2 separate regions of the Mus musculus genome follow, and region 2 is linked to region 1. The links are chromatin loops, found by intact Hi-C in ENCODE. Cell type or tissue: left cerebral cortex. All regions are shown on one strand. Links, peaks and the distances in the headings refer to the core of each region. The heading gives the core; the rest is flanking DNA. Region 1 holds the start of Gm41882 (a long non-coding RNA gene). Region 2 has its middle 32 kb from the start of Gm33756.

Region 1 (15,188 bases), core at 7,781-11,780:
TGTTGTAGAAAATCAAATTCAATCCCAATGCCATAGCTGTGTGTGTGCGCCATTGTTCCTAGCCAGAGTGTGAGCTAAAACCCTGGTTGTTTCAAATCTCTCTCTCTCTTTCTCTCTCTCTCTCTCTCTCTCTCTCTCTCTCTCTCTCTCTCTCTCTCTCTCTCTCTCTCTCCCTCCCTCCCTTCCTCCCTTCCTCTCCCTCTACCCCCACTCCCCATTTCCCTCTCTCTTTTAACTTAGGCTGTCCTTGAGTTCACTATGTAGCCAAATATGACCTTTAATTTCTGGTCCTGTCTCCACTTCCATATTCCCACAATTATAGGTATGCACTACTAGGTCCAGTGAATGTGGTACTACAGAATTAACCCAGGGCTTTATGCATGCTAGTCAAGTACTCTGTCAACTAAGCTATAGATAGGCCCAGCTGAGAACTACAGTGGGTAATCTCCAAAAATGTCCTTTGGTCATGATGAGTGGGTCAATGTTGATATCTCTTCTCAAAGAAAACTAGATGTTAAATACTTGGTCTTTTGTTAGTTAATAGTCCACTGATTCAAGTGAGCACTTCTAGGAGGCTTAGCTTATGTACAATCCTTATGGAACTTCTGAAAAGAAATGAAGAAAGCAAAGAGCAACATGTTTTCTGCCCTAGGGACCAGTTAGAGATCTGCATAAAACAGATCATTATTTTCAGAGAAGAAGGCACAGACTAGAAAGATGTCTCTGTGAGTAGAAGTGCTTGCAGCAGAAGCACCAGGAACTGAGTTTGGATCCCATCATCTACAGTAAAAAATCAGATGTAGCCACAAGTGTCCGGAACCCCAGTGCTGTGAGGGGTGGGTGGAGACTGGAGAACTACTGGCTATCAACCTAGTTCTAGGTTCAATGAGACATTCTGTCTCAATGGAATAAATTGAAGTGATACAGCAGTACAGCCAAAGATGTCTATGTGTGTTTATGTGCAAGTGTGCACATATACCACACTTAAATATGTGTATTTCCTCTCTCATACTGAGGAAGGGGAGGATGAGGAGGAGGAGGAGGAAAGAAAGAAAGAAAGAAAGAAAGAAAGAAAGAAAGAAAGGAAGGAAGGAAGGAAGGAAGGAAGGAAGGAAGGAAGGAAGAAAGAAAGAAAGAAAGAAAGAAAGAAAGAAAGAAAGAAAGAAAGAAAGAAAGAAAGAAAGAAAGAAAGAAAGAAAGAAAGACAGACAGACTAGGATATAATCTGAAGATAGGGTGTATGTAGAACTCTGAGCAGTGAAAGATGTTAGAATTTATTTACGCGTTTTATTATTCAGAGAAAAAATTATATACATTGATCTTTCCCATAATATTTAATACTTAACTACAGATTTGCACATATGGTATGATACTGAATACTTAAAACAGATATGAAAAAGAAAGAAAGAAAAAAATAGCCGGGCGTGGTAGCGCACTCCTTTAATCGAAGCACTTGAGAGGCAGAGGCAGGCAGATTTCTGAGTTCAAGGCCAGCCTGGTCTACAAAGTGAGTTCCAGGACAGCCAGGGCTATACAGAGAAACCCTGTCTCAGAAAAAAAACAAAAACAAAAACAAAAACAAAACAAAACAAAACAAACAAAAAAAACCAGATATGGTACGATACAAACCGATCATGTGTCTCAGCCTTCCACCAACAACCAATCCAGTTATACCAGTGCAGAATGGTAAAGATCAGCCTGCCTGGTGACCCTTAGAAATATTCTCGCACTGTGTGTTCACTTGTCTATAGACCCTCCTCCTTCTAGAACATGAATGTACCTGAATAAACTGAAAACAATGACCTAGTGTGACTTGGTCAGTATTTGTTCATGGCTGGAAAATCCAGGGTGGCTTAGGCAGAGCCAGTAGCTCATCTTGGAGAGCTGGACATGAAATCAGACAGACAGGCAAGAGTGGGGATGACCTTTAATGGTCACGATAGGAAAGATGAAACATTTTCTGTGATCGGTAGAGACCAGTGAGAATCACACTCAGGCAATGATTGTCAATTCTGAAGATGTTGCTACTTTCACAACCTTGACGACATTCCACGCAGTGGCACACGTGAGACCTGGGTGTGGTCCCTGCATTACCTAATCTGGTCTCATAACAACCCCAAGTGCATCCTGCCATCATCTCCTCCATACATATGGCACAGCCAAAGCTTTAGAGTCCCCAGTAACCTCTTCAAGGTCATGTAATTACTAACATGGCTCTACACACACGCATGCATAAGCACTAGTCAGAAGAATTTTCCTAACAAAATTATATAACACTTTAACAAGGACAATTGCCTGTAATTTCAGCACAATGACACCCATAATTTCTTCATACTGACTTTCAGGAAGTTACTCATGTGTTATATAGCTGTACCACAACTATTAAACAATTTTGTGACATACTCTTTTATTTAATGTAACCAATTAAATTTTCCCTTTATTGTCACATATTAGTTATATTTTGGGGTTTTTTAAAAGATTTATTTATTTTTATCTAGTGGAGAGAGAGAGAGAGAGAGAGAGAGAGAGAGAGAGAGAGAGAGAGAGAGAGTGTGTGTGTGTGTGTGTGTGTGTGCATGAAGAGGCCAGAGGAGGGCATTAAATTCCCTGGAGATGCAGATGTTTGTGAACACTTGGTATGAGCTCTGGTCTTTAGCATAGCAGCAAGAACCACTGAGCCATCTCTCTAGTTCCTACAGAGTCATAATAACTTTTGTCTAATTTCTTTTCCTTGTCTTTAAATTTGCTATAAAGTGGTGTGTCAATAGACATGGTTCATACAGATGTTTCTCCCTGTTTCTTCCACATTGATTCCAAAGAGCAGTTGCCAGAGAATATGAATATTTCGTAACTCATGGATGTTACTTATACTAATTTCTACTAACGCCAAGAATTACTGTTTGCCTGTTTCAGTTAATAGTACCCTATGATCATCCCCTATTAGCTAGTCCAGTTTTTAATGAAGCGACATAAATGATACTTTTCATTTGCATTTTTAATTACAAAATATACTATGGAGTTTTCATATTTAAATAGCTGGAGAATGTTTTTGACCTACTTATTAAATAGAATCTTTATATTTACAATGTTAATTAGGGTCATTATATGTCCAGAAAAAAATACTATGTCTTGTTATTTTTATAGAACTCTATTTTATAACAGACTTTTTAAATTTTGTTTTTATTTTCCATTCTCTTTGTATGACGGCATTTTCAAGATTGCTTGCAATGCTGTTGATTTATTTAATATTTATTGATTTATTGATTTATTTTTGTTGCCTCCTTCTTTAGAACACTTTCAGTCTTCCAAGTATCTGAGATTCTATTCCCTTTTGTCAGTTTTTATTGATTTGACCTTTGGTTTTGCTTAGTCTTTTCCTCACGTGGCGGTTATGTGGGGCATACAGGAAGGAAGGAATAGTCTCCTCACTCCCAAGCTTTATTAAGTAAGCTTTCATTTCCCTATTGTATGTGATGCTTTATGGCTTATTATGTTTTTATGTTTAAACATAAAATCTGAGAGGGCTTCTTTCCTGATCCACAGATTTAATTCAATTCATAGCATTCTAGTCTTAAAAGAAAAACTTCTGTTTCTTTTATAGTATGGCTTTACATTTGATGGGTTTGATGTTTATAATAATATTTTAAGGGTCATATCTATTTACTCTTTCCAAGTGAAATAAAAATTCTTTTCATTTATTTTCAAAGTAAGTGTCAGAAATCTTAAACAAGATGTTTAAATCCTAATGCTAACATAAAACAAATCCACATCATTACATGCTCCACTTATACTCACCTTTCCAAACCATTTATTCTAAACAGTTCTATTACAGGTAAACAATTTTTCACGTAAAACTCACTTATTGTTTTTATTATGCACTTCTTAGGTTGGTATGTGAATATGCCTCCATTTTCAATGGGAATATCTCCCAATAAAAATGATTATATGCTTGAAAATATCATAGCAGAAAAATCAATGTAATATACCTAACCTGTTGAGCATCTTAGCTTAGCCACACTGCCCACTGTAGTATGTTGCTTGTCTCTCTTGTTAACTGGGGGACCAAATAGGGAGCTGTATCTGAGGCATGGTACCCATTAGCTACAAAGAGAACATACTATTACATAGTCCAGGAAAATATTAAAATTCAAAGTACAGTTTATATAAAATATGGTTTCATATCATCACAAAGTATAAAAGTAGCAAGCCAAACTATCCTATGTCCTGGAGAGCTGAAATTGAGCCTTCCACTTTGCCTTTTCATGGGAGCAATTTTGTGCATTTATATTTATTGTTTTCATTTAGTCCAGTCATTTTGAACTGTATTCAGTAACCATTATTCTACACACACACACTCACAGACACACACACTCACACACACAAACACGTAGCTGTCCAGCGGCGGAGGACAAATTGGGTTACCTGAAAGGGGGGCTGGAAATGAAAAAGGAACGGGGTTCGAGAGAAGGATGAAGCCAAGACAAAAGTTTCTGATCAAGGCTCAAAGTTTAATATTTATCACTGTGTTTATATAAGGAAAGCCCACAGACACCATCCTTTGTTTCAGTTGGATTATGTTGCAAAGCAAGCTCAGAGGGAAAGTCTACTCCTGTAGGAAATTGCAGGTGTGGCAAGCCAGAAGACTCCACCTGGGTCTTTAAGGTCCAACTGTGGCAAACACTTAAGGTAAATTTAGCCTGCTCAAGGCTGGGAGAAGGGCACACAAACACACACTCACATTCACACACAGAGACAAGCACAGATACACACACTCACACAGAGACACATACACTCACACACAAACACACACTCACATTCATACAAGAGATACCCACAGATAAACACACACACACACACACACACACACACACACACACACACACACAGGGGTCAAAATGATTTCCCTAACAGAAGAATGTAAGACTTTGGCAAGGACAAGTGCCTGTAATTTTGGAGTGTAAAATGACACCCAAAATTTCTTCAGACTTCCTTTCTACCTGTTACTTACTTCTATCCCTGACTATCTACTCACCATTATAAAAATGTTACAATCAAGGAACTCTTCCTCCAAGATTGAGTAGATAAGTAGGAATGGCTTACGGTAATAAAAAGATTAAAAGACGTTGCAATCAGCCATGCAGCTAGATGAGCTTTCAGTGGGGGTAACAGTACGGATGAAAATCCAGCTAACCAAATGACAGGCTATGAGATAATATACTAATTGACTTTACCCAGCTCAGATGCTCTGTGTGCTAACTAGCTTGGTACATCATGCCTTAGTACCACTTGCCACAGTAGACATCCCAAATTCCATCCCCTTTCTCGGGCATTCATGATTATTGGCATTGTTTTTAAGCATTCTTAAAGTATCTCCTTAAAGAAGATCCATGAGAGTTGCCTTTAGCTTTCTTTCAGAGCACTCTGTCGTTCAATCCAGAGCAAGTCAGCAGGACTACCTGCTGGACAAGGTTGGGCTGAAGAGGGAGGCAGTCCTGCCTGCCATGTTGTGAGCCCAGTGTTTGCCCTTCATCCATACATGATTTAAAAAAAAAAGCCACAGCAATAGAGATTGATTCTTGCCCAAATATTACCAATATTGCTGACATCATATTTTGAGCAGTTCAATCCCTTGAAATGTATTCACCAAACGTAATGAAAAGAGAAAATAAAGACACCCCCCCCAGCATTGAAAACTGGTGAAAATGTAACTCTAGTCCTCTGATCAGTGTGAAATGGACATATATGTCACCAAGGCCAGACTAATTTAATAGCCAGTTTTATTGTTGTGTGCTCTTAAGTAGAAACAGATTCAGAGAACAGTCAAGGAAGAAGTGATTTCCTAAACATCTAAGAATGTGCATAGAGACTGGCCAGTGGATAGGACCCTAATGGGGACCCTGAAAGGTCTGTGATGATACATTGCTTATAAGAAGCCTTTCAACATTGCAAAAACTCATATAAATAGTGTCGATTTTTAGAACTCACAAGCCATATGTCAGAATTGTCCCAAGGTATCTGGCAGAAAATGCCCTAAAGACATTTTACTTTAGATGAAGTTGGGAATTATTCATGTACCACTCTTGTTTGACTCTGCCAATACAGCAGGTGACCATAAATCTCAAAGCTGTGACTTCTACTGCTCATCAATTGCTTGGGCTATTGTCTTAGGCCAGCCATATAATCCCTTCAGTCCCTCCATTAAAAAGAAAAAAAATTTTGCTTTAAATGAGACATCATTTCATAAATATTCTGGGAGACCTGCATTGTACTGTAGATGCTGACACAGGCAAAGAGATGAAGAGTCATATGCCCAACCCCTGGGGATTTATAGAGTAGGTTCTACAAAGGCACAGGAGGCAATACGCACATTGTGACTGCTCTCTGTGGAGCAATTCAAAACCAGGTAGATGAACAGGACTGGAATGAGAGAGAGAGGACAGGAAGAAAAACAGTCCTACTTGAGGAGGAACTTGTACTCTAGTAAATGCTTAGAGACCAGAAGAGTTCCCAGACCCTAAGAATGCACTGTGCATTTGTCTGTCATCAGTCATGCATTATAGCACAGTGCTGTGTGAATGTCATCTCTGCAGTTCACAGTGGACTTTTTCAAAGTCAGGTGCCATACTGTATTCACTCTTCTCCTGCTTGCTGAATAAGTAGGTGAACAGCAATTATATCAACTAAGTACAAACAAACTTCCCATGCTCAAGTATAGAGGAGAGATTGGCTTCCTGTGTCCATGTTAGTGAGGAGCAACTGGAAGGACAATATCCTCTGGAGAAATATTTGGAAGGCTTGGGAAAGAGTCCCTGGTAAAATAGCCCCCAGGAAACAACCAAAGGCTGAGAGACAGAAATCATTAGTTGGACATCAAAGCTGGAGGGGTTGTGCATGAGTAAATATAAAACACAGAGCTGGTAAAGAAGGAGAGCAGATACCCTGAGGTGGCTGAGTCACAGTGGCCTTACTGGATGGCCTGAGACACACTTTTTGAACTGAGTCTTACTTCAGGGTTTCTATAGGACATACTATCTATCTATCTATCTATCTATCTATCTATCTATCTATCTATCTATCTATCTATCTATCTATCAAATATTTGTTTATCTTAAATTCATTTACAGCTTGGTGTCTAACAATTTAGTTTGCTAGTATTGTCAACTTCATCTTGATGGGATTGCAGAGATTAAAATAAACATGAATAAAATTAGTGGAGTGGAATTGTGCAGTTAAATCCCATGAGCCTTTCCACTCAGTAATTTTACTTAATCAGTCATCATTTGGTGGTCAAGAAGCCTCCAAAATAGCAACAATAGGTTTAGAAAGAAATATAATGAGGTGATAGCAACTGTGGTTGGTTTTCCCATCCTTGGATATTTGCACTGTACCAGGATCACCTAAACTATCCGCATGTGGCTTCTTTCCTCAAGTCAGCCACTTCCAAGATTGACTCAAGGGTAAGAAAATTTTCTGCCTATATTTTCTACTAGAAACATAGAACCAAATGGATTTTCCACATGGTGAGTGGTGGATGTCCTTAGGGGACATTTCGCTAAAACTGTGCATAAAGCAAGAGTTAGTTTTTCTTCTACAAGACATATGGAGGTATGGAACTGTGGGCAACGGCTTAGCTGCTTAGCCATACCAAAGCCAAATGCTAGCATGCTTTAGTTTCCACCTCATGACTATGACATAGCTGCTATAGCTTTGGGCACTAGAATCCTGTTCAAGAGAAGCTGAAGGAAAAGCCATTTTGCTCATTTTGACCCTTCTCTAAAGAAACAAGTGTTTTAGTCAACATTGACCATTCCCACAGATTTCTGGTTGTGATTTATAAAAGAACTTTTGAGCTTCTCTAGGGCAAAGAAAGAAGCAGGAATGGACTTAGGTGGTCAAGTAACAGCAAAAAGGAACCCCACCTTGACTCTGGGGAAAAGCCCAAAGATGACACTCATTGATCCATATGCAGGCACCAATTTGTTCTATTCATGAGCCCTTAAGAAAGCATTCAACTTTCCTGAAGACAGATTTCTTCATTTGCAAAAATGAATAATAATGAAAGATGAGGAGCAGAGATATATGACATACTGAATGTCATTTGTCTTCTCTAAGAATTCCTGTTGAAGTTATAAACAACTATGCTGTTTAGATATGGAGTCTTTAGGAGATAGATATAATTAGATAAAGTCATTAGCATGTAACTTTCAAGACTGAATCCTAATGGCATCATAAGAAGGGGAAAATAAAGCATTGGAGAGATAGTTCAGTGGATAAAAGTACTTGCTATCCAATCATGAGGATGCAAGTTTGAATCTGCAGAAACCATGAAAAGTGGTAAACAGGTATGTTAAACAAACATTTATAGCCTCATTGGTCCTGAAGAAGAAATCAGAGGTAGAGGTATGAGAATCCCAAAAGGCTCATGGGTCAACTAGCCTGACATATATAGTAGATAAAAAAATTGAATAGACTCTGTCTCAAACAAGAAAGAAGGTGAGGACCAACCCCTGAGGTTGACTTTTGCCCCCTACTCCTGTGTTGTACCTATATTCCTACATATTAATGTGCATACATACACAGACGCACACACATATACACATACACATACAGACTCTCTCTCTCTCCCTCACACACACACACACACACACACACATATATACATATTTATATACACACACACACACACAAACATACAAATTCATGCACACATACACTTAGAGACCCAGATACATATATACACACATACACACACACACACACACATACAGACATATATACAATACACACAAACATACAGAGTCAGACACACACATCACATGCACACACTTAAATAAGAAAGAAAGGATAGGTAAGATGAACAGGAGGAGGAAGAATAGGAGTGTAGAGAGACTGTAGTAGTGATGTTTGCTGCCTGGATCGACCAGGAACAGTGAGCGAATAATCACTCTTCCTAGCAACATTTCTAGGAGAAAGTAGGAAACACAACAAAAAGATACTTGTACAGACACATGGGCAGGCCACTGCTAAGATGCAGTGCTCTGCATCTTAAAGTTGTCATTTCTTTCTTTAATTTTGAAAATTGATTCAAATAATGTTTAGCTCTAGATGAAACACTTAAGTGATATCTAGAAAGCCCTTCATTTATGGACATATTTTACATCCAAATTTTCCACTGAGAAAAGCTACAAAACTCAAGGTGATCAAAATTATTTTCAGAGCCGAACAACGCCAGGACTGATGGTCTCTGTGTAACGATCATCTATAAGAAATAGTCTTGGAAGACTGTTGACATGTATTCTGCTTAAGGACTGGAGTCCTATGACCTCTTTATAAGGATTAAAGAGAATCATGTATGTGTGTCATGCAATAGTCAGATCCAAATATGAGCTGGAGAAATTAGGATAAGCTATACACAGATGTTTAAAATTTACCAGAATGCATGCACATGCCAAAACTTGAGAAAAATGAAAAGAAGTAATAGCATTAGAATTCTTCATTATTTATTTAAAAGTAGTTTCTACACAAGCCAATTTAATATACACGCAAATAGCAATGACTTGTCCAAGGAAATATTGAAGCCCATTAGGATGGCATGTGTATAATCTGACTCAACAAGTCAGGATATATTTTCTGGAGAACATAATATCTTTGCCGCATTGTGTGAGATGAAGGTTAGATTACATTTCTTGCCTGTGCAATAACTCCCACATCATAAATTCTGATGAAATTATATCAATATACAAAGCAAATGGATGTCTGACCCACCATCGTTTTCTAGCTCTCAGAGAGAGAAGCTGACACGCAGGCAAGTCCCCAGCCGCTTGGAGCAATGCTCTGACAGCCTGCCTGCGCCTGGGAACTGTGATTAACTATCTTGACCAGGAGGGGCTGTTAGAGTTTGTGGTTTCTGCTCTGAATACTAAACTTGGGCATACAAGAGTCCTTATTGTGGGGAGCCCTTGGAAATGGGAATACAAAATTGCTTTATATTTGCAGGGTTTGATTGCCTCGGATGATGCAGTCCTAGCTGGTGGGCCTCTCTTGCTGCTTGTATTTCCAGATTATAAATCATTCCTTTGACAGGGCATCTGCCACAGCCAGGTCTCTGTTTCTGTGACATCGTTTTCTTGTTTTATATTATAATTTGCAACTGTTCTTCTGGGCTGTTCTTATAAATGACACATTTTGCATACTTTATGAGAATGGAGTCAAAACCAAAGCTAATAAAAGTCTCCCCAATTTTCCTTGGACATGTTGAAGCATCTGTGGCTTTTAGTTCTAAGGGGACTGGGACATGGATAGAAATGATAGACTCATGCATGCCATAGATAGGCATTGTGTTGACCAATGCTGGAGTTCAATATTGCAAAAGCCAACACACAGCAAAGCCCTACTGGCCAGTGGTCAATTACCCAATCCTGGAAAACAGGACACTGTCTGCTTGGAATCTATGTCAAGAGACTAAGTCATTTGTTGCTTTCACACATAGAAAGGGAAGCTAAAAATGAGTCTCCTTTTTCCTCTTTGAAAATAAGAGTGTGGAGTGGAAGCTTTTCAAACTCCCTTCCAATTCTGCCATTTGGCCAACATTACATTCACCAGGGATAGGGTGTACAATGAACTCAGGTGAAGGCTATGAACGGGTGCTGCTTTCTTGCTGTAGACATCAAATTTAGATCCAGACTTTAAAAACTTGAAATCACTTTTCTGCCTGGGAACCCTCAAAGGTTCATAGCCAAATTCATATCTCAATCTAAACATTTCTGGCTTCTCCTGACTCAGTCAGAATTTTCTGGTTCCTATCAACACAGCTATTAATTTGTAGGAAGATATTAATTTGAAAGAGGATTCCAAACAAACTAAAATGGCTCAAAGATACTGTGTGGTACCTCCAAGTGATGCCGTCTCAAATTTGCAAATTAAACAGTCTGTGGTTTAAAAGTCTGTTTTGAAAGAATCTCAATCTAGAAATAAGACGCTCCCTTTAGCTCTCTCCTGGGATTCCTGGATTCTTGATCCCTCCAGTTCTTACCACATCAATGTTTCTGAAACATTCTAGACATTATAACACCTATCAGGAACTGGGGTGACCCTAAGTTCAATAGCACCTGGAAGTGGTTTTCAAATCCACCAATTCCCGCATTTTCCAAGAAATTATTAATCCCTCTCCTGCCCCACTCCTTGCCACCCAAGAGACTATTTGTAGATATTTCAAATGTAACCTAAATATAATTGTAATATTACCAGAAGAATCTAGTACAAAACTCATGTTGGAAAGGAAGTCAAAAGGATTGTCCCTGAGCCAAGTCAGATAAACAAGGAAGTTTCTATTATTTCCTGGCTTTTTGTCCTGGCCCCACACACTCCACAGTGATAAGTTTGACTCTGCACTGGAACAGTTGGGAATTGATAGCTATTGAATATTGAAATTGATTAGGGAGAGTTTTCTTAAAACTGAGAAGGCTTTATAGACAATGGTCCATTTTAAAGACAGAAAATGAGATCAAACAGAAAAAGATGTCCTGGCTCGGGTCATTGAAGCTGTAGCAGAATTTACATGTAACCACTTTGACAATTTCTTGCCTGTAAACTGCTGCAAGGAATGCATTTTCCCCTGTAGGCCAATCACACCTTGGTCCCCACTATGTCTGTGTTTTCAGGAAGGGGCTCTCTTCTTTGCTGCATGTCAGGTCCTCTGCTCCTTTCTGAACTTTTCTATTCTGTCTCATATATTATTTTCTTCTCTCTGATCTTGAACTTGCAGAGTTATAGCTTAAGTATAAAAATCTTGTTCTTGGTGCTGCTGTGGCCCAGTGGTTAAAAGAACTTGCAGTCACATGTGATGGCTCAGAGCTGCATGTAACTTCAGCTCCAGGGAATCCAACACCTTCTTGCCTCCTTGAGCACCTAAATTTGCATGTGCATACCCACACAGAGGCGCATAGTTAAAAATAATAATAAAACTAGAAAAATAAACACACTAAAGTTCACCCACTGAAGGACCGCTTATTAGATTTCCTTTGAAAAAAAAAAAAGGACTTTTTAGAAAACAATTTGCACTTTGTTTCTCTAGCTAAAAGGCAGATGGCACAAGACAAAAATCCCATCTAAATATAGAAGTTTGCTTACCTGGTATAGTTCATATTTCATAAAAACAAAAATGAAGCCTGCCAGAAGTTATTAGGCCTCTCCATATTAAAGGATTGAAAATACTTAAAATACTAAGGAGGGGAGCCAAATAATTCAAGATTCAAAAGTAACCATTCTGATAACAGTGAACTGTTCAGATACTAAGAACCTGCTACTCCACAGACACCTATCTGGCTCTCGACCTATTTTATGACTCTTAGCTTTGGGGTAGATTGCTTTTGTTAGCAACTAGGTTAGATTATTTGAGTGGTATTATAGTAAATATTCAAAAATCATTAGTCCACAGACTCAGTAGCTGAGACACTAAATCCAGGTTTGCTAACCTAGCAAAGTAGAGGAAAGGGACTCTCTTATGGGGTGAATTTTGGAGCCCGGTACAAGCTTTCCAATGATAGGGTGCTCCATGTTTCAATTTCCTAGCCCACAAAGCACATGACATCTCAGGCTCATTATACTCCCTATTTCACACATGGTGCCTACCCCGTCCTCACTAGCATGAAGAACAGAGCCAAGATTGAGTGTCCATGAATCCCCCATACTCCAGGAGTAGGCAGTATAGCAACAACACTCAGAAGGCAGATCCTCCCTCCTGACCCACGATGTTCACACAGTTCTCATCTGAACCTCCAGCCAGCACCATGTTCATGCAGTTCTCATCTGAACTGCCATCCAGCGCTGGACCCAAACAAGCAGGAACTTTCCTTGTCCTTGGACCAACCATGTCCCTGCATCACATCAGTTTCTCACATGCTGGACTCAGCCTTGAGTTCGTCTTCACAGACCAGGCATGGAACAGGTTAGCTTCTTTTTCTATAAATCCCCATGCCCCCATCCCGTGCTTATTTGAAGCCAGCCAAACCTTGTTTTCTATTCAGGGCTGCTTCTGGCAAAATTCCCACTGCAGGACTCTAACACTGACAGAGGTTAATGGGTACCATTAGCCACTCTCTGCAGCCTGGGTTTGATCTTCTTGGCACAAGAAAATTCAGCTTTTGCCCTTTATCTTGTTATCCAAGAGGCTGAAAGCCCACGACAGCCAGGGCTGCAGATGCTACTCCTCTGAGGTTGGGTTGCACTGGAAAAGGAAAGCAACCCAAGCAGTATACACTTCATCCCCCTCACCCCCCACCAGCCAGCTGCCCTGTTGCTGAAACCAAGACCAATAAGAGAACACACACCAGACCAGCCGTGCCTGGCACTGCTTTGTATCCCTCCTCCCTAAGAAAGCAGGAAACGGTGGAAAGTTGCAAGGGGGCTGGGGGGGGGCAGGAAACAGCTTTTAAAGCCTTCCCTGGGTCCAAAAAGTTCTTAACTTTCTTGCCTTCCTGCGTCCTTGGAGGAATATATCCTATACAGGCATATAGGCTAATGACTTTAAAAGACAATAGTCAAGGTAAACTAGATAGGGAGCACACACTTCTAAGATTCACTTGGAAATTCCTAACCCTTAACCAAAGACCCACATCAAAAAGTAGAAACAAAAAAAGCATACAGTATACATATTACTCTTGAAAATGCCTCAAGTCACCCATGAGGCCTAGCTCTTGTCCATGCCTCTGCAGAAAGCACCGGCCTTTCAGATCACAGCTCAGTGGGCTGTATTCCAGCAAAGAAATAATCTGCTACTTTTTTTGCATAGCAGACAAAATAGTGTCGGAAAATTAGGAACCCAAAACTCTTGGTAAGAGAAGTAAGCAGCTTGATACACATCCCTAACCCCACTGAGGACACCACGGCAGATAACCACAAGTGCATCACACTCAGGATTGCTGTGCTAAGCAAACATCTGTAAAACTGGCTTTCCATGGGAAAACATCCTTTTCTCTCCAAAGGTAGAACTGAAATCAGCTCGTATTAATGAGTATGAAACAGCCCCACTGTTGAGGGTTTCTCATAACTTCATTTCTGAGTTTAGCTGGAAAGCAGACTTTCTATTAGAAGTCCTATCTGGAGCTGTGGGAAATGGTGTATTGGGCAAAGCTCTTGAGGATCTGAATTTGAGTCCCAAGAACCCACATAAGGCTGAACAGAGTAGTGTACATCTGTAATCCCAGTGTACCTACAAAGAGATAGAATGTAGAGACAGGAGAATACACATAAGCTTAGAGGCCAACTATCCTGGCATTCAAAGTGAATAAAACCAAGAAGTTGTGATTCAAATAAGTGGAAAGTTTGGATGGATTTCTGAGGTTGGGCTCTGGCCTGCACACATGTGCTGCAGCATGGGCACACTCACCATCAAGTGTGTGAATTGATACACACACAAATGGTAAAGTTGTTTCACAAATATTCCAGACCAAAACATTTCCATCTACATTTAAGTGGCAAAGTCCAAAGCTACTCTAAAATAAATATTCTGTTTGTAACATGCAGAGGTCAGGGTAGGGTGGGGATAGGGGAAGCAGCTGGAAATGAGAGCTCCAAGGACCTCTGGCTGAAGCAGGCAGCCTCAGTATAACCAGCTCTGAAATGGACATAGTGACATACACCTTGATGAAAGGGCAGAATCAAGTTAATTAATTGGCTTCTTCAGAGTAGAAACTGTCATTGTCTTCAAAACCTTAAGATGAAAGCCATGAAATGATGTAGTCGGTTCATAAATTGTTACATCAAACACACGATGCCTATAAACCCGTAGCAGGTAATTATCATAAAAGTAGCACACTGTTAAAACTCCCAGGAAGAATCAGGCAGATCTGACTCTAGAACAAACAGCCTACAGGCCTCTGAGCCCCAAACTGGGCCTCCCAGGATCTAACCAGCACCACCCTCCCTGACATGTGGCAGTGGCTCTCAGTTTCTGTCTGGGTACCTTGCATCTCAACTCTCACCTCCCAGCTTACCCTGACAAAATTCCAGTTTCCTGTTCTGATCTGTGAGACCTGACACCAGTTTCTTAAGTCTTACCATAGCCTTTCATTCTTACCTCAACTTCTATTTCTATCCCTTACCATCCAGCACTAAGCTCACTTAATCACTGTGACCCACACCATCCCAGCCGGCTCATGTCACAGGACCCTGGGATTGCTCTCTTCTCT
Region 2 (15,188 bases), core at 7,044-11,043, 900 kb before region 1:
CATCTTCCTCATCCCCTTTAGCCTGCAGTTCCCTCTTCATTTAGTCTGAAGTGAACATGCTAACCATTCATTCATTTTTGTTTATTGAACACACATGTTGAGCTCTGCATTGTGACGTCACAGTTGAATACACGGACCACAGGCTGTTCTCATCAGCATACGATACCCAAGGTGGTTGTAAAATTCAGCAGGCAGAAATAACAAGGAAACTTGCAAACACTTGGACATCATGGAGCGCACCGCTGAATCATTCATAGGGTTGAGGAAGGAATTTTAAAAGAAGTAAAAACTGCACAAAACTCGGGGCACAGCAATAGCTGTGCCAAAGGGGGTTCTCGTAGCATGATAAAAAGCTGATATTAGAAAAGAGGAACATTTCAAGCCAGTGATTAGGGTTCTCATCATAGGAAACCAGAAAACTACATACAGAGTCACTCCAAAGGGAAGTAGGATAAAGGAAACTAAAACAGGAGCAGAAAGCAATAAAACTGAGAACAGGGAAACCAGCAAAACAGAAAGATGCTTCTAAAAGGAGAAGAAAAAGAGATACACGTCTAGCAAAACGAAAAGATACACATCAAGCAAGACTGACACAAACCAAGAGAAGAGAACATGGGGGAGCTGGACGGACGGATGCCTCAGGGAGAAATAGTGCTTACCACTCTTCCAGAGGACTAGTGTACAATTCCCACACTGGAGTAGTATCAGAAACGAAGCCAAAGGCTGTCAGTATGGACTTATCTTGTCATTAAAAGATAATAAGCAGGGTGCTGCAGAGATGGCTCAGAGGTTAAGGGCACTGGCTGCTCTTACAGAGGTCCTGAGTTCAATTCCCAGCCACCACATGGTGGCTCACAAACATCTGTAATGAGATCTGACGCCCTCTTCTGGCCTGCAAACGTATATGCAGGCAGAGTGCTGTATACATAATAAATAAATCTTTAAAAAAAAATAAGCAGCAACTTTGTGTTCGTAACTTTAACTTCTTAAAGGAAAATGGATGGATTCGTTTACTACTGCTTTAGAAACCTCCACATCTGCTTTTGGATTCCCTCTAAACACAGTAGGACTCTTTAGTCTTCAAGTTCATGGCATTGTGACAATTGTATTACATAATGACAACTCACTAGTCCCTCTTAACCATCAACACCAGGGCAAATTCAAGTGATGGAGAACAAGGCAGGGTTCCCTGTACACAGATACAAACTTTCTCACCTTTTTGAGGAGATGCAAAGCTGCCAGCAAAATTTCAAAGTTGACTCTGAAGCCCCAAGTCACCCCTTAAGTATTTAATGTAATAGCAGAAAAATCACTGAAAATTGTGTGTTTAGTGTGTGCGCGCACACATACATCTGTGAGTGAGTTTCATTACAGATGGTCACGTGTGTAGTGGATAACTATCTTTTTTGGTCCCTTCCTACCATACTTTTTATAGTGTTCTTTAATTCTTTGAGAATTTCATGCAATGGAATTTGTTCGTATTTATCCCCTTCCCTCCACTCGGTTTTTGAGACGAGGTTGCCAATGGAACCAGGAGCCCACCAGTTGGCTACACTTGCTGGCCAGTCTCCACCCTTTCATGTTAGAGTGACAGATGTGCACAGCCATTCAGGCCTTTTCACATGGATGCTGAAATCTGAATTGCACAGCAAACACTTTACGATTGAGCCATCTCCCGAGGACCAGAAAATCCACTGCTTTTTACGAGTGATTGAACTCCTAGTGGTGGTTTTACTCTCATGCATCTTCAGCTTTCCAATGGCCATGCCTGCTTCCATGGTCTTCCATATACTTCTTGCACCAGTTGGGCCAATGTCAGGAGCACACACCTATTCTTTTTGTTTGTTTGTTTGTTTAATTGGATATTTTCTTTTATTACATTTCAAATGTTTTCCCCTTTCCAGGTCTCCCCTTCAGAAACTCCCTATTCCATCCTTCCTCCCCCTGCCTTTAGGAGGGTGCTCACCCCCCTCCCCCCCCACACCCACTCCTGCCTCCCCGATCTGGTATTCTCCTTACACTGGGGCATCAAGCCTTCACAGGACCAAGGGTTTCTCCTCCCATTGATACCCCAAGACAAGGCCATTCTCTGCTACATATGCGGCTGGAACCATGGGTGCCTCCAGGAAAGGCCACCCAGAGACTGCCCCTCCTGAGGATGCAGCCCATATACAGCCACCAAACCTGGATACTATTGTGGATGCTGGGAAGTGCTTGCTGATGGAAGCCTGATACAGATGTCTCCTGAGAAGCTCTGCCAGAGCCTGACAAATACAGAGGTAGTTGCTAACAGCCAACCATTGGGGGGGGTTCCCAATGGAGGAGCTGGAGGAGGGACTGAAGGAGCTGAGGGGGTTTGCAGCCCCATGGAGGGAGCAACAGTGTTAACAGGACAGACCCCCCCCCACATCCAGGGCTCCAAGGGATTGAACCACCAACTAAAGAGCACACCTATTCTTAACAAGAACAGCAAAAGCAGGTATGGTGGTTTCTGCCACTTGTAACCCAAGGCCTAGAGGGACTGCCAAAATTTCAGGTCTGGCATAGGTTACAGTATGAGACCCTGTTCCTCCCCCAAAATCAAAACATAAGACCTTAAAGAAAACCAGTCTATCTGTGGCAGTTCCCTCATTGTGCAATAGACTAGTGAACTGAAGGCTCCTTTGCCTCCATGTGTCTTGGAGACAGGACCTAGGTTGCCTAATCCCCACACTCAGAGTCACAGTGCTCTGGAGAGACACCTCCGTGTGTGTGTGTGTGTGTGTGTGTGTGTGCACATGTGTGTGTGTGTGCACATGTGTGTGTGTGTGCACATGTGGGTGTGTGTGCACATGTGGGTGTGTGTGCACGTGTGGGTGTGTGTGCACGTGTGGGGGTGTATGCTTTGGCCAGAGGCTGACCTTGGGTATTATTTTTCAAGAACTGTTGTTCTCCTTATTTTTGAGTCAGAGTCTTTTATTGATTCAGCTAGACCACATGGCTATCGAACCCCAGATAGCCTGTCTCTCCCTCCCCTGCCTTGTAATTGTAAACATGTATCACCCTGCCTAGCTTTAAAAAAAACAAACAAACCATAATTTCTCAGCTCTCTGGAATCAAACCCAGGTCCCCGTACTTATACAGTGAGCTGGTTACTTTTGTCCACCCGATACAGGCTAGAGTCATTTAAGAGGAGAGAATCTCAAATGAGAGAATGCCTCCATAGATCAGGCTGTAGGCGAGGCTGTAGGACAGTTTCTTAATTAGTGATTGGTCAGGGAGGACACATACTGAGACAACCAGGTAAGTGCGGGGCAGAACTTAGAATGCTAACACATACCATCGAAGGTAGCTCCAGTGGTCCTGGATTCTATAAAAAAAAGCAGGCTGAGCAAGCCAGGGGGAGCAAGCCATTAAGCAGCACCCCTCCATGGCCTCTTCATCAGCTCGTTCCTGACTCCAGGTTCCTGTTCTCTCTGAGTTCTTGACTTCCCTCAGTGAGCTGATTTAGGATCTTTCTATCTTTCTCTTTCTTTCTTCCTTCCTTCCTTCCTTCCTTTCTTTCTTTCTTCCTTCCTTCCTTCCTTCCTTCCTTCCTTCCTTCCTTCCTTCCTTTCTTTCTTTCTTTCTTTCTTTCTTTCTTTCTTTCTTTCTTTCTTTCTTTCTTTCTTTCTTTCTTTCTTTCTTTCTTTCTTCTTTCTTTCTTCATTCTTTCTTTCTTTCTTTGGGGGGATTTTTTAAATTTACATTTCAAATGTTATGCCCTTTCCCACCCCCTGGAATCCCCCTACCCCATTCCCCTTCCCCTGCTTCTATGAGGGTGCTCCCCCACTCACCCACCCACCCACTCCTGCACACACACACACCCATTCCCCTACACTGGGACATCGAGCCTTCACAGGACCAAGGGCCTCTCCTCCCATTGATGCTCGACAAGACCATCCTCTGCTACAATTGCGGCTGGAGTCATGGGTACTCTTTGATTGGTGGTTTAGTCCCTAGGAGCCGTGGGTGGGGGGTAGAGGGGTCCTGGTTGGTTAATATTGTTGTTCTTCCTATGGGGTTGCAAACCCCTTCAGCTCCTTCAGTCCTTTCTCTAACTCCTCCATTGGGGACTCCGTGCTCAGTCCAATGGTTGACTGCGAGTATCTATCTGCCTTTGTATTTGTCTCTCAGGAGACAGCTGTATCAGGCTCCTGTCAGCAAGCACTTCTTGGCATCCACAACTGTGTCTGCATTTGGTGACTGTATATGGGATGGATCCCCAGGTGGGGCAGACTGATTTAGGATTTCTAAGCCAAACAAGCCCTTTCCTCCCCAACTTGCTTTTGGTCACAGTGTTTCATCACAGCCTAACTAGACGCCCAGCAAGCATTTTGCCCACTGGCCATCTTCCTGTCATTTTACACGCTTACTTCCAAAACGAAGCTTCTTGCTTTCTTTAAGTCTTTGGTTGAAAACCACCTTCTTCACGAAGCTGTCGCTGAAAAGCAAATTATAACTTGCTTCGTTTTTTCACCCACTATTTCCAGCCACCCCCCCCCCGCCCCCGTCATGTATTACGTTTGATTTTTTTTTCACCCGCTGCTCATTTTGCACAACCACCATGCAGATCGGGATTCTGTTTTGTTCAGTGATGAATCCCAAGTGCCCAGGACTATGACGCATGCGCAATTTCTTTTCAATAAATATTTCTTGAGTGACTACCCGAGCGAGTCTCATCCCTTGTGAGTTAGCTTGCCAGCCAAGAGATCACGTCATACCAGGACTTCCCAGAAGAGGGCAGCCGAGGAACGCCAGAGACAGCCGAGCGGCGGCGCTTTGAACTCAAGAGTCTCTCAGCAAGATAACGATGCTGGGAGGAGTGAACTCCCGCCCCACTTACTTCTAAGGCAGGCTTTTCCCCCTAACAAAAGGGTTTGGTGTAGGAGGCCTCTGGGGAGCCGATAAGGCCCCTATCCATGGCACAGGAGGTTGTTTACCAAAATTCAGGTGTAAAAATTTGAGAAACTGTTGAATAGAAACAAGGTCAGCCAGTCTCCCACGGTAGGAGGAGGGGGTGGAGAAGGCCAGCAGAGAGGATCTGTGTCACTCCTCCAAAGGACAGAAAGTGTCCTCTACTGGCTACTATCTAGGGAAAGAACTTAAGTCCCTAACCCTGACGTGTAAAGTCTCTAGTCTTATTCTGACTAGACTCCAGCGGATGACATTACAAGAACCAGGCCGACACCCACCCCGGGTCAGTCGGCCTTCTTTCCGGGTGTTTCTGTTACCCATTCAATCAGGGAATTGAGTTGCATCAGTAACTAAACCTTCAAAAACCAAGTTCAAGGTGAAGCCACCTTAGATCAAATTCAGCATTTGAGTGTGTCTGGTTGGGAGTTGGGGTGGGGCTTCAAAGTAGGCATTGCTCAAACACTCGAATCTGTTGACCCAGAACTGGCCAGTCAGCTGGCCAGAATTACCGCTTAGATGATGAACCAAGCCAGCATTTATTGAGTGCTTCTTGTGTGACACACACACACACACACACACACACACACACACACACACACACACACACGGCATGTCAGTGGCATTTTCCCATGAATTTCCAGAATGACTAACTCTGAATGCAGTAGTTCTCAACCTGTAGGTCGAGGCCTCTTTGTTAAACCTCTATTTCCAAAAAATATTTACACTATGATTCATGACAGCAGAAAGATAATTTTATGATTGGGGGGGTCATCATAACATGAGGAGCTGTATTAAAGGGTTGATGCATTAGGAAGATAGAGAACCATTGTTTAAAGGTGGCGTGAGAGAGGTTTCCCCTCACCAAAAGACCTCGCTATCTGTGCAGCTCACCCACAGTCACGTGAGAAGGAGTCATCTACTGAGAGGAGTCACTATGGATCCCGCACAATTGAGAGAGTGTGTAGTCTAGCTCAGCCTCTGACACATGGAGAACCTGAGTGCTAGAGAGTGGATGGGAACTTCCCAAGTTCTCACAGAGAGCCTGACACCTGCAGCCTGCTTGAGGAGAGCGTGCGAGAACGGACCTTAGGACTTCACTTCTTGGTGAGTGTCAGGTCCACTCAAAGGCTTTTCTTTTTCCTTCCTCTGTTTCAGAGTCTGAGTATGATGGTGTGTGTTTGTAACCCAGGCCCTTAGGGGTAGGAGGAGTCAAATTCAAGGTCATCCTCTACAAAAGAAACCAAAGCTTCATTCCTAGTCTGTACCTGGGAGAACTCATCCCTGCACCCTGTCACAAAGGCAACCATTTGCAGGTTTTTTGCTTGTTTGTTTTGATTTGTAGACTGCCCTCTGTGGGCCCCAGGACTCTCACCTTCCTCCGCTGTTAGCCAGTGTCTGTGCTCAGACAACACTATTCACATAAAGATGCCGCCGGGCTACAGAGCGAGGCCCTGTCTCTAGATAAATAAACGAATCGACAAGAAACTTAGAACAGGTGGTCAAAGTACTCAGTGTGGACCATTCTTGGTCTTTATCTCATGTGGCATCTTCAGACTCTCGTTCTAAGGTCTGGTGAATGGTCAAGCCACTTACGACTTTGTTTATCACACTGTCTTCAGAATCTAGTGCTGTCTGCCCTTACAGGCCACAGTTGACCTCTAGCTCAATCGTTCCATGGCCTTTTGTGGCCAGTGTCAACTCTCCAGCTGGTCAGTCTTGTTCTCACTTTTCCTTGCTCCCAGCAGGACAGCAACGACCTTCGGTAATCTTTCTGGGACGTCACGTTCTCTGTAGATATTCCCCCGTGTCTTCTGTCCTGCTGTAGGAGCAATGATTTTATTAAGCAGTGAGCTGAGAAGGGACAGTTACTGAAACCTGCTCTCCCTGAGGTGGGCTTGGTCCTAGAGGATCCCAGAGCCAGGATCCTGGCCACTGTGAGACACTAGATACTGGCTTTGCCCTTCAGCTTGGAAGCTTGCCTTAGTGTGCTCCAGAGAGCTCCAAGGCTGGAGTGGAAGTGCCCTCTGTGGCCATTGTTACCATTTGATAGTTATTAGGGAGACAGTCTGTAATTATTAATGGGCCATGTTTTGGAATCATATAGAGTCTCAAACCTGGCTTCATCTACCTGGGTGGGACAAGAGGTGGGAACTTGGGTTCTCCCGGAAGCAGCCATCCCTGGGACGCCCGGAGTGAGCCAAGGTCAAGCCCATAGAGCTGGAGCAAAATGTCATCAATAAGGAAGGGCCCATAAGTCTGGATGAGACCATATGACATATGTCTACTGTGTAGGTGGCCTGGCACAGCTTTGGGGCTTGTGAACACTGTAGTATACCTGGGGGGGCTTCAGAAACTCATCCACCATTTCTTCATCCCTAGCTTCTTGAAGGCCCTTCCTTTGTTGAGAGTTCTGCTGTCAGACTGCCTGGGTTTGTGTTCTAGCTCTGTTGTGAACCATATGGATCTGGCCAGTATCTCTCTTTGCCTCAGTATCTTCCTCTATGAATGGGAACGTGATTCCTTGGGTTTTTCTGAGCACTGGCTGAAGGGTGAGGCTCAGTATCATGCCAGGATACCCTGGTTATGTTACACTGGGTAGAACTGGTTCCCCATCATCCTGCTTGCCCAGAAAAGGGGTACTTTGTTATTTCTCTCAGTTAGCTCAGTTTATGTGTTAAAATCAGAGCCGAGCATGAATGTAGATCCGTGCTTAGGAAGAACAACCTCTGAGTGGCGTGGTTATATAAAAAGACAAGTTTGGGGTAATCTGTGACAAGCACCAACACACAGCACCCTCATTGAGAAGGTTGCAGGTAAGAGGCACCAGGAAGGAGATCCGGGGAAGAAATCTGGTTCCAGGTGCGGAGGAAAGCGATTCGGCCCCTTTATAGTCACATTTTAACCAGGAGGTATTTCTGCCTTTCCCCCTTCATTTGGAGCGCACACTACCTTTTCTATTAAAAACAAAAATAAAAACAAACAAAATTTGAATATCTAACTTTCTCCTATCCACTGATAATTTGTCATTTGGGGAAAAATTACAAATTTTGAAGGGACACCATAAAAAACATCTGGTGCTAGTTCATTGCTGGGTGGTAGAAGATCGGGGCTCCTACCTATGAAATGGATTGCTCCTTAGTTCAGTTCCCCTGTGTCAACATCTAAGCACCTTCCAGAATATACTCAAACATTGGGAAAACAAAAAAGGGGCCATGAGTTAGGTGATACAAAATATCCAATGAAGGAAATGTCACACACACACACACACACACACACACACACCCGAATAAAACAAAGGGTTTCACACTTATATATCCAATTATCAGAATACTTCAAACACACACACGAATAACCAAAGGGCAACACACACACACACACACACACACACACCCCAATAAAACAAAGGGCTTCACACTTATATATCCAATTATCAGAATACTTCAAACACACACACGAATAACCAAAGGGCAACACACACACACACACACACACACACACACACACACACACACACACACAGAGCCCAATAATGCAAAACCTTCATATATACAACCAATAGTCAGAGTCCTTCATGCCCACAGAACTAACCATTATAACACACACACACACACACACACACACACTGCCCAATAATGCAAAGCCTTCATATATACAACCAATAGTCAGAGTCCTTCATGCCCACAGAACTAACTATTATAACACACACACACACAATGTAAAGAGCTTCTTTTAGATACCCAATTATCAGGACTTCGTACCCCCATACCAACAACCACTCTTAACATCCCAACAACCGCAGCATTTCACCGATATACGATATACGTATACTTTCCCAAGCCAAATGCTTCAACAGCCCCTCAAACCATTTCACTCATGTACCCTAACCCACCGCCACAACTCTCTGTGCGACACCCCTCACCCCGTCCCCAAGCTCCTGGATTTGCTTGCTGCTGCAGCAGATACTTGAACACAGACATTAGCGGGACTTTCTTTTCAGATTAATGAGCAGAAAAAGATTGGAAGAGGGAGGGGGGCGAGAATGGTGGGAGAGAGCAATTACACCCAAATCTTTTCTCTGTCGATTAGGGATTCCTTCTCCAGCCTGCTTTGGCTCTGGCTAAATCTTTTTCTAATGAGATGTGGCTTATCCAGATCAGGGAGCTGAGAAAAAAGTTGCAATTAACTTTAAGAAGAAAAGGAGTGAGTGAGAAAGAGAACGGAGTCGGGAGTTAGGGGAGTCGGGGGCAGGGACTCGTACGGTGGGCGTGGCCTGGCATGCCCATCACAGAGCAGGCTCTTGGGCAGAAGATGGAGGAGCCCTGGCTGGCCTCACTCAGAGCCTACAATTTGCATTTTGGATTCCAGTGCTTAGAAAGGGCCCTATGACAGCCTGAATCAGGTCTCTCGGCTACTTCCAGTTCAAGTCAAATGAAAACACTCATCAAGTTCTTGGCGCTGCTGTCAACTAGTCGGCAGAAGCCACCATAAAAATGTGGGCCTCAGACCTCAGACATAAGAACTGAACTTCAGGGTCTCCCTGAGTTGCTTCACTCTACCTACATGAGAATGGGGTCCAGGGCCACTTAGAAGGTCAGAGAAGGGGAGCTGGAGAGACAGTTCTGTTTTGAGATCACATACTGCTCTTGCAGAAGACCTAATTTCTGTTCCCAGCACCCATGTTAGGAGACTCACAACCACCTGTAATCCCAGCTCCAGGGAAGGCACAGTCCTTGGTCCTTATCACGCACCTGGTCTCATATGGACAGCCCTCCCCCTCCAACACACATACATAATTTAAAAGATAAAACTTAAAAAGGGAGCAGAGAAGAGCTAAGGTGTAGAGAGGTTCCACACTGAGGTGGAGAGAGGCATGCTGGGTGGATGCCCTCTACATGGCACTATGCTGTAGGTTAAGCATGGCCAAGCTAGCTGCATGTGAGAGGCAACCCCTGAACTTATTCCTTGAAGGAATGGTTGGGTGAGTCCCTCATCAAAAGAAGCCAAGGAGATGATGAGCCTGTGGTAGAGGACAGACTGACTAAGAGCATCTTTCCTGTACCTAACTTTCAGGGCTTAGGAATCTTTTCAGGGTAACTACTATGGTCCAAGCCAATTCTTCATTCTACCCCCATCCCTCTACCTTCTTAGCTGCTGGGGACAGTCTGGGTCTTCTCAGCTGTCTCTCCTCTCTCTCTCTCTCTCTCTCTCTCTCTCTCTCTCTCTCTCTCTCTCTCTCTCTCTCTGCTGCTAACAGAATACGCATATGTGCTAGAAATCCTAGCTACAGTGCTAAGCTAGAAATTCTTCTTAAACATATAGTAAGGTCAGATGAAGGGAAAAAAAATAGAAAACAAAACACAAAACCCCCGAAACCGAAATTGGACACAGAAGGGCAGATGTAGACCTGAACAGGAAGTGCTGGCCCTAGGCTAAATGAAACAGCTGTCACTATTGTTCTGGGCTCAGAACTGCCTTTGCAAACTCCATGCGAGCTGGGCTCAGAAAGCAGATGTTAATAATTACAGCACATGAAACCAAGGGCACAGGATTAGGAAAGTGACGAAAAAGAAATGGTACCAGTAGATTTATAGCTGGCGCAGGCAGATCTGCTCAGGTCAGTAGGGAGGGGGTGGGCAAATCAGCCTGCATACAGTGCCCCACCCCACCCCTTTTCCTATCTGATATCGCCTCTTGGCCTCTCTGATCATCCTAGAATTGAGAATTTGTTAGAATATTTAATGGTGGTAGGTTAAGGAGGTTGCCTTTCCAGGAATCCCATACTTACAGGGTTGTACCCAAATGCTTCTGACTACAGGATCCTAGCTGATAAAATCCCCAGTACTGTAGATATCGTGGTAGGTAAAAGCTCTGGCTCTATAGACACAAAGATGTGAGTTCAAATCCCCAGAACTCACATAAAAAAATGAAGCATGTGTTTATAATCCTGGTGTTGGTGGGTGAAGAGACAGGCAGATCCTGGGGGCTCATTGGCCAGCCAGTTTAGTACAAGCAATGAATTCTAGTTTCAGTGAGAGATCCTGTCTCAAAAAAATAAGGTAGAGAGTTCTAGGGGAAGACACTTGGCATTGACCTCTGACCTGCACACAGGCCAAATACACCCACACATATGTATTCAACTCAGAAAAAAAAATCCAGGGCCAAACAAGGTCTCTGAGCAGACAAATAGCAAAAACGGTGGTTGGTCTGCAGAGACTTTTGAGGACGCAAAGCTAAGCAGCCTTCCTCAGAGCTTGTACTCTTTTGGTAAGCTCACATTTAAAAGCCAGGAGCTCCATGAAACTGAGTAGATTCCCAGTGTCAAGCTAGCCAGCTCCTTCAGGAAGGATGTAAGGACCTCTGCAGAAAGCCAGCTAGGCGACTCCCTTCGTTAATTACATACGTAGAAAGAGAGTTTCCACACATTTGTTGTATGTCCCCCGTGCTTTTTTCACATGAGCTTGAGTTGTACAACCAAACAAAACAGCTCACATCCAAAACAAAATGGTAGGTAAAAGCTCTGGCTCTATAGACACAAAGCAAACAAAACAAAACAAAAACCCCAAAATTCAAAACACCAAAACTCCCCATCCCACCACCCATCAGAGAGGACGCCTCTCAGAAGGCTTCGAAAGAAGGTAAAAAGGCATGTGTTTGCCATCTTTCCGCCTGATATGGAAACCATATGCTGAAATACACTAGCAAACACACTTAATATAACACTCTCTTTTATTAAATGTGGTTTTATAAATGCTCTCCCCAGCCAGGGCACCTTTGCCGTGCTGGAGGCTGGAACTTGGCAAAATAGTCTTCCCACTGTTACATCTATTGATACACATTTTTTTTTTTTGAAAATGAGTCTCGGACCCTCGGAAAATAGGCTGTTTCTGATTATTACTGTGAGAGGGAAGGGGCACAGGAGGGCATCTTTTTTCCTCTGATAAATTAAAAAGACTGTAACGGGTGCTTTCTGTAACCTGTAAAAGGGCAGAGCCATCTGTGACTCATTTAGCAGCTTCTTACCGAAGATTTATTTGATTAATTCGGGCAGAAGAGAGAGAATATGGATTTTCCCTTCCACGAAAGGCACAGACACCCTCACACATGCACACACGCACCCACCCATGGGCAGATATCTCAGGAATGAAAAATGACTAATCGTGTTATTGGAACTGGTGAGTGCAGAGCCTCTGTGGTAAGAGAGCAAGCCGCTGCCCTGCTGATGGGAGGGCCCGTTTCTGAACAATCCACAGGCCCAGGCTGGTGCCCCCGAGTACTCAGAGTGAAGAACGCTGGGATGCTGGGCTGTTTTGAGGAAGTAGGATCACTTAGTGCCAGGTACTCCCCAAACCCCTAGGACAGGGACATCACAGGGTCTCAAGGACCTCTCAAGCGAGAAACTAGATAAGCCTCTTAGTCACTGACAGAGGCACTATACCTGCCCAGTCTGCCTTCGCTTGAAATTCTCTTTGCTTTTCCTATTCTTCCAACCACTGTGCTACATCCCAGGTCTTTCTTGACACTTTTTTTTTTAGTGCAAATGTGTGTATGCACAGGTATGTTCACATGTTGGTGTATGTATCTGTGCACATGTAGAGGCCAGAGATCAACTTCTGGTATCCTTCCTCGGGTGCTTGCCTCCTTGTTTTTGAAATAGAGTCTCTTACTTAGTGTTGAACTCGCCGATTTGACTAGGCAAGCTGGCCAGCATACTCCAGGGATCTGTTTGTCTTTGTCTCCTCGGCACTGGGATTCATGCTACCACATGCTACCACACCTGACATTTTTTATGTGAGTTTTAAGGCTCCAACATAGGTTCTTGTGCTTACACAACAAGTGCCTTATTGGTTTATGAAAGCCTTTGTTTTTGTTTTTATTAAAGACAGAGTTTACTTTCTCAACCCTTCATGATCTATCTAGGCAGATGAAGGCAATAGCATGTGTTTGTCTCATGGTGAATAGCTTGATGTGATCGCTTTACCCATGTTAGCTGCTTTATTCTGTGAGATTCAGTTCTATGTTGACTAGCCTTTCATAGTGACTTCTCATCTCTAGGATAGCTAGCCTCCTCTAGCCTGGGCTGTCTCCAATTTACATGTCACAGACTCACTCTTACATGCCTCTAGGTACATACAGTCCACTGTAGGCCACTGTCACTGGTGGATGGAAACGGCTTCAAAATAGATTCTCAGAGAAGACAAGGAAAAGAACAAAGGTAAGAGAAATTATAAGATTGCAGGATGTCTAAGCCCAAGAGACCTTTGGAGAGTACTGTCCAGAGTGGCCGTGTGTGAGGAGATGGGGTACCCTGCTCCTTTGCACAGTGCAGACATGGCTAATTGATCCCAGATCAAAATCTACTTAGCACAACCTTCTAGACAGCCTTAACTAATGAATCAAAGTCAGCATGTGAGTGTCTTCTAACTGAATGTTTCACTCTGGAGAGGGGTAAATAGGTCAAGAATTCCCTCTATAATCCCCTTCTTCTGGTTCCCTAGGCTGCTTCTCAGCTCAAGATGGGTCTAGTGGGGCAGGAAGGGAGTAGTTCTTCAGCTCTATTGAATGCCTGATTAACTGAAAATAACCTTTCCGTAAAACAAACAAACCTTGATCCAGGGCTCTGGCCCCAGGAACTGAGGGTGGGTCTGAAACATGGCATATTTTGATGGTAGGCTATCATAGTTTGATATTAAGGGTATTTCCTTTCTTTTCCCTTCCTTCCTTCCTTCCTTCCTTCCTTCCTTCCTTCCTTCCTTCCTTCCTTCCTTCCTTCCTTCCTTCCTTCCTTCCTTCCTTCCTTTTGTAGCTGTCTTCAGACACACCAGACGAAGGAATCAGATCTCAGTACAGCTGGTTGTGAGCCACCATGTGGTTGCTGGGATTTGAATTCAGGACCTCTGGAAGAGCAGTCAATGCTCTTGACCACTAAGCCATCTCTCCAGCCCCTTAAGGACATTTTCAATTCCCTGTTTAGTGAGTCTGTTTGTTGAGTCTAAGAGAAAAGTTAGAGTCTAGAACTTGCCTTTCAGCTCCTGGATTGGTTGCCCCAGCTGCTCCTCTCTGTTTCTGCTGCTTTTTTGTGTATAGATTTATGCAGGTGTAGTACTTCAGGCTCCATCTGACTTTTTGTTGTTGTTTGAGATATGGCTTCTCATTGGCCTGGAACTTGGAAACTTTCTGTGGAGTGAGCCCAGAGATTGGCCTACCTCTGCCTTCCCAGGGCTAGAATTACAAGTGTGTGTGAGCTCTGGAGATTCATTGCTAGGCATTTACTTACTTAGATCTCTCCTTAGTTCCTATTTCTGAGGAGTCCTGGAAAGATTCTTCAGTCCTGTTAATATTCTGGATTTCCACCTCATATCAACAAAAGTAGAAAAGTTTACTAACAAAATTTTATTAAAGTCCACCACAGCTTCTTGATAAAAGCAAAAAACAAGCAAACAAACAAAAACAAAAAACCAAAAAAACAACCCAGCACTGCTAGGGACCCGAGGAATGAAGCATTTATGGGCCTCAAATCACATTCCTTAACAGGTTTCTGTTAATCACACATCATTTGTTGAGTAAAGACATTCTGTATTTCAAGAGAATTGTTTTCTGAAACATCATTCCTAATGTGGCTTATCCATACAGTGAAATGTTATTTACCCAGTAATGTATGGATACATTCTACAATGTTTATGAGATTGGAAGAGGGCAGACACAAAAAGTCATATGTGTGCTTTTGTTTACATGGAATGTATAGAATAGGAAATTCCATAAAGATAAAAAGAAAAAAAAAAGATTAGTGGTTGCTTTGGGTTGATGGAGGGAGCAGAGGGAAATGATCATTATGGGGCACTGACTTTCCCTTAAGGTGATGGGCACGTTCATGGGTTGGCTGTGGTGAAGGTTGCATGCATCCATGTATGTTAACCACTGACTTTCACCTTGTGTTATTTTTTTTTTCATTACTGAGGGAAAACACCTGGCAACACAAGGAAGGAAGACTGGTTTGCTTGGCTCACAGTTTGAAGGAATACAATCTGTCACATGGCTCACAGTTTGAAGGGATACAATCTGTTACATGGCTCACAGTTTGAAGGGATACAGGCTATTGTGTGGCTCTCAGTTTGGAGGGACACAGTCTGTCACATCAGAAAATATATGGGGAGGAATGAGGCCACTGCTCACATATTCAGACAACAGAGACGAACGATGGCTCAGGCAGCTTCCTCCTTCTTCCTTTTCATCCAGTCTAGGACACTAGTTTATGG

Evidence for each region. A loop is a pair of places that touch in the nucleus more often than their neighbours do. Peaks named below come from ENCODE experiments on the same cell type or tissue, not always from the same donor. Only the 100,000 strongest peaks of a DNase experiment are listed, where the experiment ranks them.
Region 2: a loop joins it to region 1, with 2.2 times the contacts of the local background. A loop is called at or near these places in 28 of 42 quality-filtered maps.

What each region holds. Positions count from the first base shown.
Region 1 is chr19:60,315,436-60,330,623 of GRCm38, forward strand. Gm41882 (a long non-coding RNA gene) reads right to left here and starts at 9,827. Exons shown (of 3, transcript XR_877977.1): 1 at 9,766-9,827. In left cerebral cortex, for the core only: a CTCF peak has its summit at 9,888; a DNase peak (open chromatin) is centred at 9,916.
Region 2 is chr19:59,413,461-59,428,648 of GRCm38, forward strand. It overlaps Emx2os. Among named protein-coding and RNA genes, the nearest start is that of Gm33756, 32 kb to the left of the region's middle. RefSeq lists an enhancer at 9,754-12,110. In left cerebral cortex, for the core only: no CTCF peak of the experiment used is centred there; a DNase peak (open chromatin) is centred at 9,166.